Linked DNA regions of Homo sapiens: all the other regions are linked to region 2. Evidence: chromatin contacts called from ENCODE Hi-C or POLR2A ChIA-PET data. All regions are on one chromosome and are shown on one strand. The core of a region is the stretch at or near the end of the contact, and the rest is flanking DNA. Distances in the headings are between cores, read along the strand shown.

What was found. A loop is a pair of places that touch in the nucleus more often than their neighbours do. ChIA-PET counts read pairs that join two places held with the same protein, here RNA polymerase II (POLR2A). Pooled maps may share reads with other maps.
Region 1: a loop to region 2 is called in a map of GM12878, with 2.2 times the contacts of the local background. The contact joins the promoter of CD40 here to the promoter of SYS1-DBNDD2 in region 2. A Hi-C loop is called at or near these places in 1 of 168 maps with a recorded cell type or tissue (GM12878), 6 of 37 single-sample maps with no recorded cell type and 5 of 50 pooled maps.
Region 3: a loop to region 2 is called in a pooled map, with 7 times the contacts of the local background. The contact joins the promoter of PLTP here to the promoter of SYS1-DBNDD2 in region 2. A Hi-C loop is called at or near these places in 7 of 50 pooled maps. POLR2A ChIA-PET finds 5 or more read pairs at or near these places in 3 of 52 experiments (H1, HEK293 and activated CD4-positive, alpha-beta T cell).

What each region holds. Positions count from the first base shown.
Region 1 is chr20:46,116,218-46,120,010 of GRCh38, reverse strand. It overlaps CD40 (CD40 molecule), which reads right to left and starts at 1,697. Exons shown (of 9, transcript NM_001250.6): 1 at 1,617-1,697. The coding sequence starts at 1,667. RefSeq lists enhancers at 475-824, 1,835-1,894, 1,660-2,476, a silencer at 1,699-1,918 and a cis regulatory region at 418-2,515.
Region 2 is chr20:45,360,912-45,365,077 of GRCh38, reverse strand. It overlaps SYS1-DBNDD2 (SYS1-DBNDD2 readthrough (NMD candidate)), which reads right to left and starts at 1,909. Exons shown (of 6, transcript NR_003189.2): 1 at 1,763-1,909; 2 at 1,385-1,549. It overlaps SYS1 (SYS1 golgi trafficking protein), which reads right to left and starts at 1,922. Exons shown (of 4, transcript NM_033542.4): 1 at 1,763-1,922; 2 at 1,385-1,549. The coding sequence starts at 1,546. It overlaps LOC124904914 (a long non-coding RNA gene), which reads left to right and starts at 1,710. Exons shown (of 2, transcript XR_007067609.1): 1 at 1,710-2,010; 2 at 2,252-2,722. RefSeq lists an enhancer at 1,753-2,192.
Region 3 is chr20:45,910,905-45,914,836 of GRCh38, reverse strand. PLTP (phospholipid transfer protein) reads left to right here and starts at 2,682. Exons shown (of 16, transcript NM_006227.4): 1 at 2,682-2,758; 2 at 3,374-3,484; 3 at 3,586-3,685. The coding sequence starts at 3,385.

The DNA.
Region 1 (3,793 bases), core at 448-2,947, 760 kb before region 2:
TCCTGTGAACGTGGAGCTCCCACACTCCCAAAGATAGGAAAGTCCTTGATACCATCTTCAAACACATGAGAAATAAAACGCTCCCCTAAAAGTCTGTCAATCTCCAGTTCTCACTCCCCATAGTTCTGGTCCTTCTGCCACAAAACAGCTCAGGACCAGAGCTTGGAGACTCTCACTATCTGAGAGGCAGGCTCGGGAATCATGCAGATGTAGATTCACAACCAGGTTCTTCCATTAGCTAGCTATGAGACCTTTGGCAAGACAATCCCCCTTTCTGAGCCTCAATTTGCCCATCTGTATAATGGGGGAGTTGTGAGAAATCAGACAAAGAAAACAGGCAGTGTTTGGCTCAGAGCCTGACACACAAGAAGCCCTCAATAGATAGCTTCTGACATTGTTGTCACAGCCCAGCCTCTACCTGGAGCCAAAGTTGGGAGTTATGAGGGCAAACTCTGCTCTTGAGAAGCCTGGATCACACCCTTCACCCCACCTCCTCTGGCTCTTTCTCCACTCCTACCACAAGGGCCCCCCTTTACCTCTTTCCAGCTCCGCCCTCCCCCTGCCTCCCTGTTCCCTAAGAGCCATTGCTTCAGGTGAAAGTGAAAGCTGTGGGACCAAAGCAGCCTCCCCACTCCCTCTCTTCCCTTGCTGCTTCCCTTGCTTTCCTTGATACCATGGGTCATTCCTGCCCAGGCTTCAGGCAGGAATCTACAGCCCTCTAAAGTAGGGGGAGGCCAGAGGGGCTGGGATGAAGGAGCCAGGTACTTGGGGGATTCCCAGCCTCCAGAATGAGGAACTACAAAAATACATTTAAACAAAAAGTGAGTCAAGTGTAGGCTTCTGAAAATCCCGGAGATATGCTTGGTTGGCTCTGAGCCCCTCTGGTGCCTGGAGAAACCCCTGGTTTCTCCAGCCCTCTGATCACCAGCCCTGTCAGAGCCAACCAGAACTCTGGTCTCCTAACCCTTTATTGTGTCCCATAAACTGTTCATCTCCCCAGGGGTCTCCTATGTCATCTTAAATTCAGGAGAAAAAGGCAAAGCCCTGGGGATTCCTCCTAGGTTGGAACACCCAAGATACGGTTCGGGGTGGAAGGCGATGTTAAAAGCTCCTTGCCTTCTCACAAAAGTACCTGGGCCTCTGCACCCATCTCTTGTTCCCACAAGATGCCCTGGAAGAAGGCAGCCCCAGCTGGCAAGGAGATGATAACTACTTACAGAGGCTGGCATCTGTCCACAATAAGAAGGGGACAGGAAACGGGCCAGACCCGCCCCTTCCCTTGGTCCGCCTCACTTCCCGCCCTCTGAACCCCCTACCAGTCTCTGTGTGGCCAGCCTCTGAGGCTCCCTAAACCCGTCCAGGCCGTCTAGGCACGCTTGGGCAGCCAGTGCCTTCCCTGAGCGGCCCCTGTAGGCCGCTCCCGGGACCCCAGCCCGGGAGAAGAGAGAGGCAGCCCACCCCATTCAGCCAGGAGCGGGGGCACCTTGCCCAGCTCCCACCCACCCTCCTGCCCCCACAAAAATCAGCCAGGAAGGCCTCTTCCCCGAAGTCTTCCTTCCCTTTCCTTCTCATTCCCCACTCCCAACTCCCGTCTGGTCGGGGCAAAAACAACTCACAGCGGTCAGCAAGCAGCCCCAGAGGACGCACTGCAGAGGCAGACGAACCATAGCGAGGTGAGACCAGGCGGCAGGACCACTGGGCGCCCGAGCGAGGCCTCTGCTGACTCCCCTGCCCCAGCCTTGGCCCCGCCCAGGAAAGGGGCGGGGTCTTCAAAGACCAATCGCGGTCCACCTATCGGGGGGGCGGAGCCCCCAGCAATTCACCGCGCAGGAGTTTCCCCAGAACATTCCCACAAGTCTAATTCCCCCGGGAGTTTAGGGACGCATCTTGCTGTGTACGGGAGGAGGCATGGTCCCAGAGACAGCTCTTCTTCTTTGCCCCCAGGTCCCACAAAGGCCAAGCCGAGGCGGGCTAGGAGCTAGCCTGCTTCCTGCGACCGGAGAGAGATCCCATGGGTGCTGGGGCCTGCCACAGGGACCCTCACGGTTTTCCCCTCCCTGCCCCGCTCTCCGCTGCCTCTAGGTATCCTGGCAGAACCGAAAGAGGCTCCACTGCGGAGAGGCCTGAGGAAGTTCCCCCCACACCACCACGCAGAAAACGGGAAGGCCACAGCTGGGGTATGGGGAGGCGTTTCAAGGAAGAGTTTCCCAACTCAGAATTTCGCTCTCTTTCAAAGGAAATTCCCTCGTGTGGGCGCGTCGTCTCAACTTCCCATCCATTCATCCATGCATCCATGCGTCCTCACCTCATTCCATTCCATCCCACCTCCCACCCAGCACCTGGAGACAGGCATTTATTAAGAGTGGGGCCGGGCGCGGTGGCTCACGCCTGTAATCCAGCACTTTAGGAGGCCGAGGCGGGCAGATCACTTGAGGTCAGGAGTTCGAGACCAACCTGGCCAACATAGTGAAACTCCGTCTCTACTAAAAATACAAAAATTAACCGGATGTAGTGGCGTTCGCCTGTAATCCCAGCTACTCGGGAGGCTGAGGCAGGAGAATCGCTTGAACCGCAGAGGCAGAGATTGCAATGAGCCGAGATCGTGCCACTGCACTCCAGCCTCGAAGGCAGAGCAAGACTCAGTCTCAAAAAAAAAAAAAATAAATAATAAATAAAAATAAAAATAAAGGTGGGGGCCAGGCGCGGTGGCTTACGCCTGTAATCTAACACTTTGGAAGGCCAAAAAGGGAGATTGCTTGAGGCCAGGAGTTCAAGACCAGCCTGGCAACATGGCAAGACCCCCATCTCTACAAAATAAAGAAATTTTTAAGTTAGCCAGGCATGGTGGCAAACACCTGTAGTCCCAGCTACTCAGGAGGCTGAGGCAGGAGGATCGCTTGAGCTCAAGAAGTCAAGGTTGCAGTGAGCCATGATTGCAATGATTACATCACTGCACTTCAGCCTGGGCGACAGTGCAAAACTCCATCTCAAAAAAAAAAAAAGAGTGGGCCAGCCTTTTGTGGCATCATAAAACACTTTAAGTATGTTAGGAAACTCGGGACCCTCTCATTTTGCAGAAACACACACACTTGTGCCTACATTTCCTGGGTTCATGAACTCTGAAGACGTGCTTTTGTTTTTTTGTTTTTTGTTTCGTTTTGTTTTTTGGGTGTTTGTTTGGTTTTTGGTTTTTGGGTTTTTTTTGACAGAGTCTCATTCTGTTGCCCAGGCTGGAGTGCAGTGGCATGATCTCGGCTCACTGCAACCTCTGCCTCCTGGGTTCAAGCAATTCTCCTGCCTCAGCCTCCCGAGTAGCTGGGATTACAGGCTGGCGCCACCACGCCCAGCTAATTTTTGTATTTTTAGTAGAGACGGGGTTTCTCCACGTTGGCCAGGCTGGTCTCAAACTCCTGACCTCAGGTGATCCGCCTGCCTTGGCCTCCCAAAGTGCTGAGATTACAGGCATGAGCCACCGCACCTGGCCCTCAAGATGTTCTTGAACCAGTGTTAACACTCTGCTTTGCAGCATGGAACACCTGGGTTCTGGTGCAGCCTCTGCCTCTGAAGGACTGTGTTCCCTTAGGCCTAAATTTTTCTCCAAGGAAAACTTAGGAGCTTGAACTAGACAACGGTTGAGGTGATGACCCTCCAAGCTCTCAATTTCTGGAAGAGGACAAGAGGCCAGACCTCACAGATCAGGGAGGATGGAAGAGGAGGACACTTCTAACCCCATTCTCATGGCTTCTGCTGTTAAGGGCACATTTGCAAGTCTTGTGGATTCTGCCTCTAGGAT
Region 2 (4,166 bases), core at 660-3,159:
CACAGCTCTTCCCAGGAGCATAGAGTCTCCTACGAGACTACAACTAGGCATATGGTGGGTGTGCAACCTCCACTATCCAACACAATACTATCAAATGCCAAACATCTGCACCACACTTTCAGCTGACAAAGAAAGGTCTTTGACATACATAATCTCATATTATCCCTAAAAAAACCTCACAAAGCCATTCTTCTTCTTTTAATTCTTATCACTTTTTGGATAATAACTTGCCCAAGGGCTAACACAGAGAACAAGCAGCAGGAGCAAGGACTCCATCCCAGGTCTCCTGGCTTTAAGAACTGTGCTCGGCCGGGCGCGGTGGCTCACGCCTGTAATCCCAGCACTTTGGGAGGCCGAGGCAGGCGGATCACGAGGTCAGGAGATCGAGACCATCCCGGCTAAAACGGTGAAACCCCGTCTCTACTAAAAATACAAAAAATTAGCCGGGCGTAGTGGCGGGCGCCTGTAGTCCCAGCTACTTGGGAGGCTGAGGCAGGAGAATGGCGTGAACCCGGGAGGCGGAGCTTGCAGTGAGCCGAGATCCTGCCACTGCACTCCAGCCTGGGCGACAGAGGGAGACTCCGTCTCAAAAAAAAAAAAAAAAAAAAAAAAGAACTGTGCTCATCACCACGCCACAGCTGCCTCTTAGATGTAACAACTTATAGGCCTCCTTTACACTTTACAAAGTACCTTCTTATTCCTAAACCCCTCTGGGCCTTGTAACATTTTGTTGAGGGCAACATGGTAGGAGCATCCGGCCCACTTTTCAGAAAAGGCTCAGAAAGGGGAAGCAACTTGCCCAAGGTCCCACAGCTAGTTTTATATGTTTAGGCCTAGACTGAACCCTTGCTTTTCTGAACCCAAAGCACATGCTCTTTATATTGCAGTCCACGACCTCTCTGCAACTAGTCTCATGGTTTTGAAGACAGGAAAACAAGTTCACAGAGGTGACATTTGCCCCAGGTCACACAGCTAGTAAGTGGATCTTAAACGGACGCCTGTCTGACCCCAAAGTCCAGGCAGTTTCCACTGTACCCGCACGAATGCTCTTTTATCCACCCCTCTCTCCGATGTGGCACCTGAGAACCTAGCTCAGAGAAATCAAGTCACTTTCCCAGAGTATCAGAAAGGAAATGTATCAGAGTTGCCTGGAACACAGACGTGTTTATTGTATTAACATCCAGGCCCTTTTCTTTGTACTAATCAGCCTCTGCTGTCATTCCATTTTATGGATGAGGCAGCTGAGGCTCAGAAAGGTGAAATCCCTTTCCCAGGGCTACAAAGAAAGAAGGTGACCCAGCCACGTCTACAGCACAGTAGTGATGGACCACAAAGCCTACTCGGGGAGGCCGAGACCCCACCCGCCCCAGTCCGGGGACCCTACCTCGGCGTCGAACATCTGGTCCAGCGAGGGGCTGCTTCGCACTAGCCCGTCCACCAGCGCCAGCCACAGGCCCAGCGAGCCGTAATACACGGTCTGCATGAGGACGATCTGCGACAGGATCAGCAGCGGGTCCCACACGTAGCTGCGGAACTGACCCGCCATGCCCTGCAGGGACACGAGCCGGGCCTCAGCCAGCGGCCTGTCTCCATGGCAACGTCGCCCCGCCCGGGAGGAGGGACTGGAACCAAGGGGTGAGCCCATTCCAAGAGTCAGGGGGAAGGCGGGGCAGACAGACCCATTCTCAGAGTGAGGGGAAATCCAGCCCATTCCGCCTGCGCGGCCCCCGCCCGTACACGAGCTCCTCTGGGGTCTACTCACCAGTGACAGACTCGACGATCGAAGTGTCTGAGCGTGGCCCGGCCTCACCGGCGGGCTCCCAAAACAGCGCTGACAGACAGGACCATGGAGGAGAGGCGCTGCCGGCCTAGAGAGGCAAAGCTCCAGCGACCACGGCGGCAGGAGCGGCTGCGTAGGAAAGAAACGTTTCCGGGGAAAGCAGCGGAGGGGCGGGGCTGAGGTTGCGCAGGCGTAGTGGGTGCAACCTCTGCCTGAACCTCCTGAACCAGGTACAAGCAGCCGGATAGCGAACTGAGCACATGCGCAGAAGGAAGAGTGAAGGCAAACGGAAGAGAGGAACGAAGGCCGCAGAGCTTGCGCGCCCTCTAGAGGGGAATTCTTTTTTTAAAGGAAGGCGGCTAGGGGAGAGGCAAGTGGGGTGGCTTAGGACGCGGTAATGATGTTTGGGAATTAACGAGGTGATAAACTGTGTCGTTATTTTCAGCCTAAATTCTCAATGTTTTCTCCTAGTTAGAGTCTGATAACTTGAAGTGGACCTGCAAGCTCCTCCACGTAGGAGTTTGCCAATGTTCCCGCTGTACAGATAGTTAAGCTAAGGGCCAGAGAAGGAAAGCAACATACTGTTTCAACGACACAGTTAGTAGCAAAGTAAGTATTAAAATTCAAGTGTTGGTCGGGCGCGGTGGCTCACGCCTGTAATCCCAGCACTTTGGGAGGCTGAGGTGGGCGGATTACCTGAGGTCGGTGTTTCGAGACCAGCCTGACCAACATGGAGAAACCCCGTCTCTGCTAAAAATACAAAATTAGCGGGGCGTGGTGGCGCACGCCTGTAGTCCTAGCTACTCGGGAGGCTGAGCCAGGAGAATTGCTTGAACCCGGGAGGCAGAGGTTGCAGTGAGCCGAGATCACGCCATTGCACTCCAGCCTGGGCAACAAGAGCAAAACTCCGTCTCTAAATAAATAAATAAATAAATAAATAAATAAATAAAATTCAAGTGTTTCCTCAACACTACAACATTGATTTCGCACCTACTCGGTGGCAGGAAGGCTAGAACATGTATATATAAGACAGCCCCTGCCCTGAGACACAGATGAACTATATTAGAAGGCAGAGTAGTGGGTGTTTTAAAATGTGGGTGTCCAGTGGAAAAAGGCACAGGTTCTGAAGTCGCACATAGGAGTAAATCCTGACCCTCTCTGCTGCCATGACTGTTTTATCTATCTTCCAAATCCGAATAGTGGACAGTCAGTAAATATTTGCTGAATGAGTTAAGAACAGAAAAAGCAAGAGCAAATCGATAACTCACTTATTCCTACTCCAGCAGACGAAAACCCATCAACTTCATTGATCCTAGGTTCCCCCTCTCTGAAGTGGAAAGACGGGAAGTAAGTTGTTCCAGGAAAAGAATTTGGGTTTTAGGGCCAGCTATGCCACCCAGTGTGACCAGCAAGCCACTTCCTTCTTTAAACCTCAGCTTCCCTGTTTATGAAATGAGGAGTTGGACATGATTAACGTTTTCCACCATTTAATCTACCTTCCAGTAATTATTTTCTCATTAAAAAAAAAACTTAGGCTGGGCACAGTGGCTCATGCCTGTAATCCCAGCACTTTGGGAGGCTGAGGCGGGCAGATCACAAGGTCAGGAGTTCAAGACCATCCTGGCTAACATGGTGAAACCCCATCTCTATTAAAAATACAGAAAATTAGCCGGGCCTGGTGGCAGGCGCATGTAGTCCCAGCTACTCGGGAGGCTGAGACAGGAGAATGGCGTGAACCTGGGAGGCGAAGCTTGCAGTGAGCCGAGATTGCGCCACTGCAGTCCAGCCTGGGCGACAGAGCGAGACTCCGTCTCAAAAAAAAAAAAAAAAAAACGTATCAAAGAGCCATGTAACTGCCAATCAGAATTTCTGAACAGCTTGTGGTAGCCGTGTTATCACCTTGAGCTGATACAATTCCAGACAAAAGTAAAGAAACTTGAGACTTTATTGAGAGTGTGCGATTGTCCTTATCATTTGGAAATACCCTGAACAGTTCCCCTGGACTCCAGTTGGGGAGTTATTAAGGCCCAAAGATTTCTTAGGTGCTTTCCAGCTCAACCATTCTTTTAGGCACCTCAATTCAGTCCAACAAATATGTATTCAAATTCCTCTAGTTCACTGATTATGCACATGATCTAGTGTTTCTGAGAAAACATCTGTTTCTTAAGTGCCTACATGATCTTGTTTAATTCTCACAATCTGAAAATATAGCTATTGTCCCCTTTTTATAGGGGAGGAAACTAGGCTTGGGGGGAGGTGGTGTGACTCTCTAGGTCAGAGAGCTCACAGGGAGCAGAGCTGAGATTCAAATTCAGGACAACTGACTCCAAACATCAAGATGACTTTTAGTTTAGTTTTGGTTTGGTTTAGTTTGGTTCTTTGAAAC
Region 3 (3,932 bases), core at 1,433-3,932, 550 kb before region 2:
CCTCTACACCTTTTCTGCTTTGTTTGCTCGTGGTATGTGCCCCTAATTAAGATAGCTAGCATTTATTTGGCACTAATGATGTGTCATGTACCAGGCCCATTTATTCTTGCAATAACCTTAAATTATTGTTTCCATTTTAGGATGAGGAAATTGAAGATCTGAGTGCTTAAGCAAGGGATCAATGTCATACACCTAAGAACTGACAACCTGGGGTGTAAACTCTTGTCTGTCAGACACAAGAGTCTAAGTACATAACTACCGGGCTATAAAGCCCACCTTCCACTCTTCCATGAACAGTCTACGGATTCCCTAATAGCAGCCACAGAATTGCTTCAACCTCTACTTCCTGTTAAAGAGGGTTCATAATAGTGCCAGTCTGACAGGTTGTTAAGGTTAAATAAATTACCTAGAATTCGGATGACCAGTTGTAAGGTTTCCCAGGGACTGAGTGGGTTCCCAGGAATGGTTTCAAAATGGGGATGGCTGGATGTGTGGCTCACGCCTGTAATCCCAGCACTTTGGGAGCCCAAGGCAAGAGGATCACTTGGGTCCAGGAGTTCAAGATCAGCCTGGGCAACATGGTGAGACCTGTCTCTACAAAAAATACAAAACTTAGCTGGACATGACATGGTACCACCTGCCTGTAGTCCTAGCTACTCAGGAGGCTGAGGTGGGAAGATCGCTTGAGCCCAAGAGGTGGAGGCTTCAGTGAGCCGTGATTGTACCACTGCACTCCAGCCTGGGCAACAGAGCAAGACCCTGTCTCTAAAAATATAAATAGGCGGCCGGGCGCGGTGGCTCACGCCTGTAATCCCAGCACTTTGGGAGGCCAAGGCAGGTGGATTGCCTGAGGTCAGGCGTTCGAAACCAGCCTGGCCAACATAGCGAAACCATATCTCTACTAAAAATACAAAAAATTAGCTGAGCGTAGTGGTGGGTGCCTGTAATCCCAGCTACTTGGGAGGCTGAGGTAGGAGAATTGCTTGAACCTGGTAGGCGGAGGTTGCAGTGAGCCGAGATTGCGCCATTGCACTCCAGCCTGGGCAACAAGAGAGAAACTCCATCTTAAATAAATAAATAAAAATAAATAAATAGGCTGGGCATGGTGGGTCACACCTGTAATCCCAGCACTTTGGGAGGCTAAGGCAGGCGGATCACTTGAGGGCAGGAGTTCAAGACCAGCCTGGCCAAAATGGCAAAACCCTGTCTCCACTAAAAATACAAAAATTAGCCAGGTGTGGTGGCACATGGCTGTAGTCCCAGCTACTTGGGAGGCTGAGGCAGGAGAATCACTTGAACCCAGGAGGCAGAGGTTGCAGTGAGCCAAGATCACACCACCGCACTGCAGCCTGGTGACAGAGCACGACTGTGTCTCAAAAAAATTAATTAATTAATTAAATAAAAAAGGAAATGGAACTATTTTTGTGAATCTGTGGATTATATCAGAAAAAAAAGACACAATGGGGAAAGTCCTAGGCAAATCAGGATGAGTTAGTCATCCTTCCTAGATGAGTGTTTGGTGCTAAATACATGCTCAGCAGACATGATTATTGCTTCCCCTTTCTTTCGTCCATTTGGCAACAAAAAGGTGGCAAGCACCCACTCTGTGCCCTGTCCTAGGGTCCGGGAACCCTGTAAGCAGTAGATGGAGGTGGGGGTGGGGGTGGGGGCGGGGATGCTGTTCAGAGCACCTTGCTCCAAGGGTTCATTAAAAAATCCACCAGTGGACCGGGCGCGGTGGCTCATGCCTTTAATCCCAGCACTTTGGGAGGCCGAGGCGGGCGGATCACAAGGTCAGGAGATCGAGACCATCCTGGCTAACACGGTGAAACCCCGTCTCTACTAAAAATACAAAAAAAATTAGCCGGGCGTGGCAGCGTGCGCCTGTAGCCCCAGCTGCTGGGGAGGCTGAGGCAGGAGAATGGCGTGAACCCGGGAGGCGGGGCTTGCAGGGAGCCGAGATCGCGCCACTGCACTCCAGCCTGGGGGACAGAGCGAGACTCCGTCTCAAAAAATAAAAATAAAAAAAATAGAAAAAACAATCCACCAGCCACGATAAATGGCAGACCTCCTTCTGATTTCAGCCGGTGTGGTATGTTCCTGGGCTGACAGCACTTGTCTAGTCTTGCTTTCCCAAGTGGGAAAGGTCTCTGGGACCTTAAGGTCCCCAGGTGGTGACACAGAGACAGGTAGGGGGGCCCATAGCAAAGCCAGGCAAGGAGGTCCCGAGATGATTGTGGGTGGCAGGGAAAGAAAAAATATTCCTTGACTTTGTGCCTGGACCTGGTTGTAATAAAGGCCCAAGAGGTAGTTCCTATCATCGTGCACATTTCGCTGAAGGAAGAAACTGAGGGTCAGTGACCCAAGTGAAGTGACTTGCCCAAGATCATGCAGGAAGACATGGATAATTGTAATTTGAACCAAGGTCCCAGCAAAGTGGGATTGTTGGGGCTGAGTGGGCCGGCTCCTGCATTTCCTTCCCTCTCCCTGGGCTTGGGTCTCCCACTTGTCCAGACAGCGGCCGGGCTTGTCACGGGGCTCTGTGCAGCCTTTTCCACTCTCCCGGCTGCCAGCGTCCCGCCCCGTCCCCTCCCAGCCCCCAAGGGAGGAGGGGAGAGCTGCAGAGAGGAGGAGGGGTCGGGGAGGCCGGCTTTATAAAGGCGGCTGGAACAACCCTGCCCGCCAGACCCCGTCGCCCGGATCCCCTGAGCTGCCCGCCATCCCACGTGACCGCGCCGCCCCCCAGCTCCACCGCTGAGTGAGTTGGGGCGCGTCCCTATCCCGTTCCCAGTCCCTCGCCGAGCCGCGTGGTGCACTGAAGCCGGCGTGGGGAGGAGAGCCGATGAAGGAGAACGCTAACATGGGGGCTCCAGGCAGAATCTCTAATGGGAGAGATTTAGGACCTGAGGGAGCCGGGAGACCCGGGAGCCCACGGTCTGGTCGGCCACCTCCTCTCCTCCCCGGGCGCGAGGCCTAGGAGACCGCAAGCCACCCTCCAAGAATGCGCGTGCAGTCGTTGCCGTGGCAACGTGCAAGCCTGCATGGGCCCACCGCTAAAGGAAAGGGGAGGTTGTTGGGGGTGTGGGGGCTGGTCCCCTGGAGGTCCAAACTCATCACGCGGCGGTAGCACGAGGGAACTGGGAACGTCCCCTCCCCCGTGTCCCAAATCCTCTGGGAGCCAGAACGCAAGTCGCATCGCCTCTCTGAGCCTCAGTTTCCACATCTGCCATATGGAGGCAAGATTATTGGTTCCAAGTTCCCCGAAGAGTTATCTGGAGGGTAACGATCCAGGCTAGTTCCCACTTATGGTTGGACGTCCAAGGAATGGGTTTAAGCGGCTCAGATAACTCCTGCGACCCCACCCCACCCCCAGGCCCGCTCGCCATGGCCCTCTTCGGGGCCCTCTTCCTAGCGCTGCTGGCAGGCGCACATGCAGAGTTCCCAGGCTGCAAGATCCGCGTCACCTCCAAGGCGCTGGAGCTGGGTAAGGCGCAGGGGCAGACAGGGACGGACGGGAGCGGACGGGGTTGGGGTCGCCCCAACAGTGGGCACGGGAGCTAAGTAAGGGTTTCTCTGCTGCTTCAGTGAAGCAGGAGGGGCTGCGCTTTCTGGAGCAAGAGCTGGAGACTATCACCATTCCGGACCTGCGGGGCAAAGAAGGCCACTTCTACTACAACATCTCTGAGTAAGTGGGGGGCGGGGCCTCGCGATCCGGGGCGGGGCCTCGGCGGTGGAGGCGGGGCCCGAGAAATCTCAGGGTCTCGGGAGACTGGAGGCTGAGTGGGATGGGGCGTGGCCAAATCGATGAGGCAAGACTTAAGAAACCGGATGGGGCCGAAAAGATAAAGGCCAAGCCAGTCATCATAGGCGGGACCAGGCAGATGGGCGTGGCCTTGAAAATGTAGAGGGGGCCAAGAAGGAAGCAGGACCAG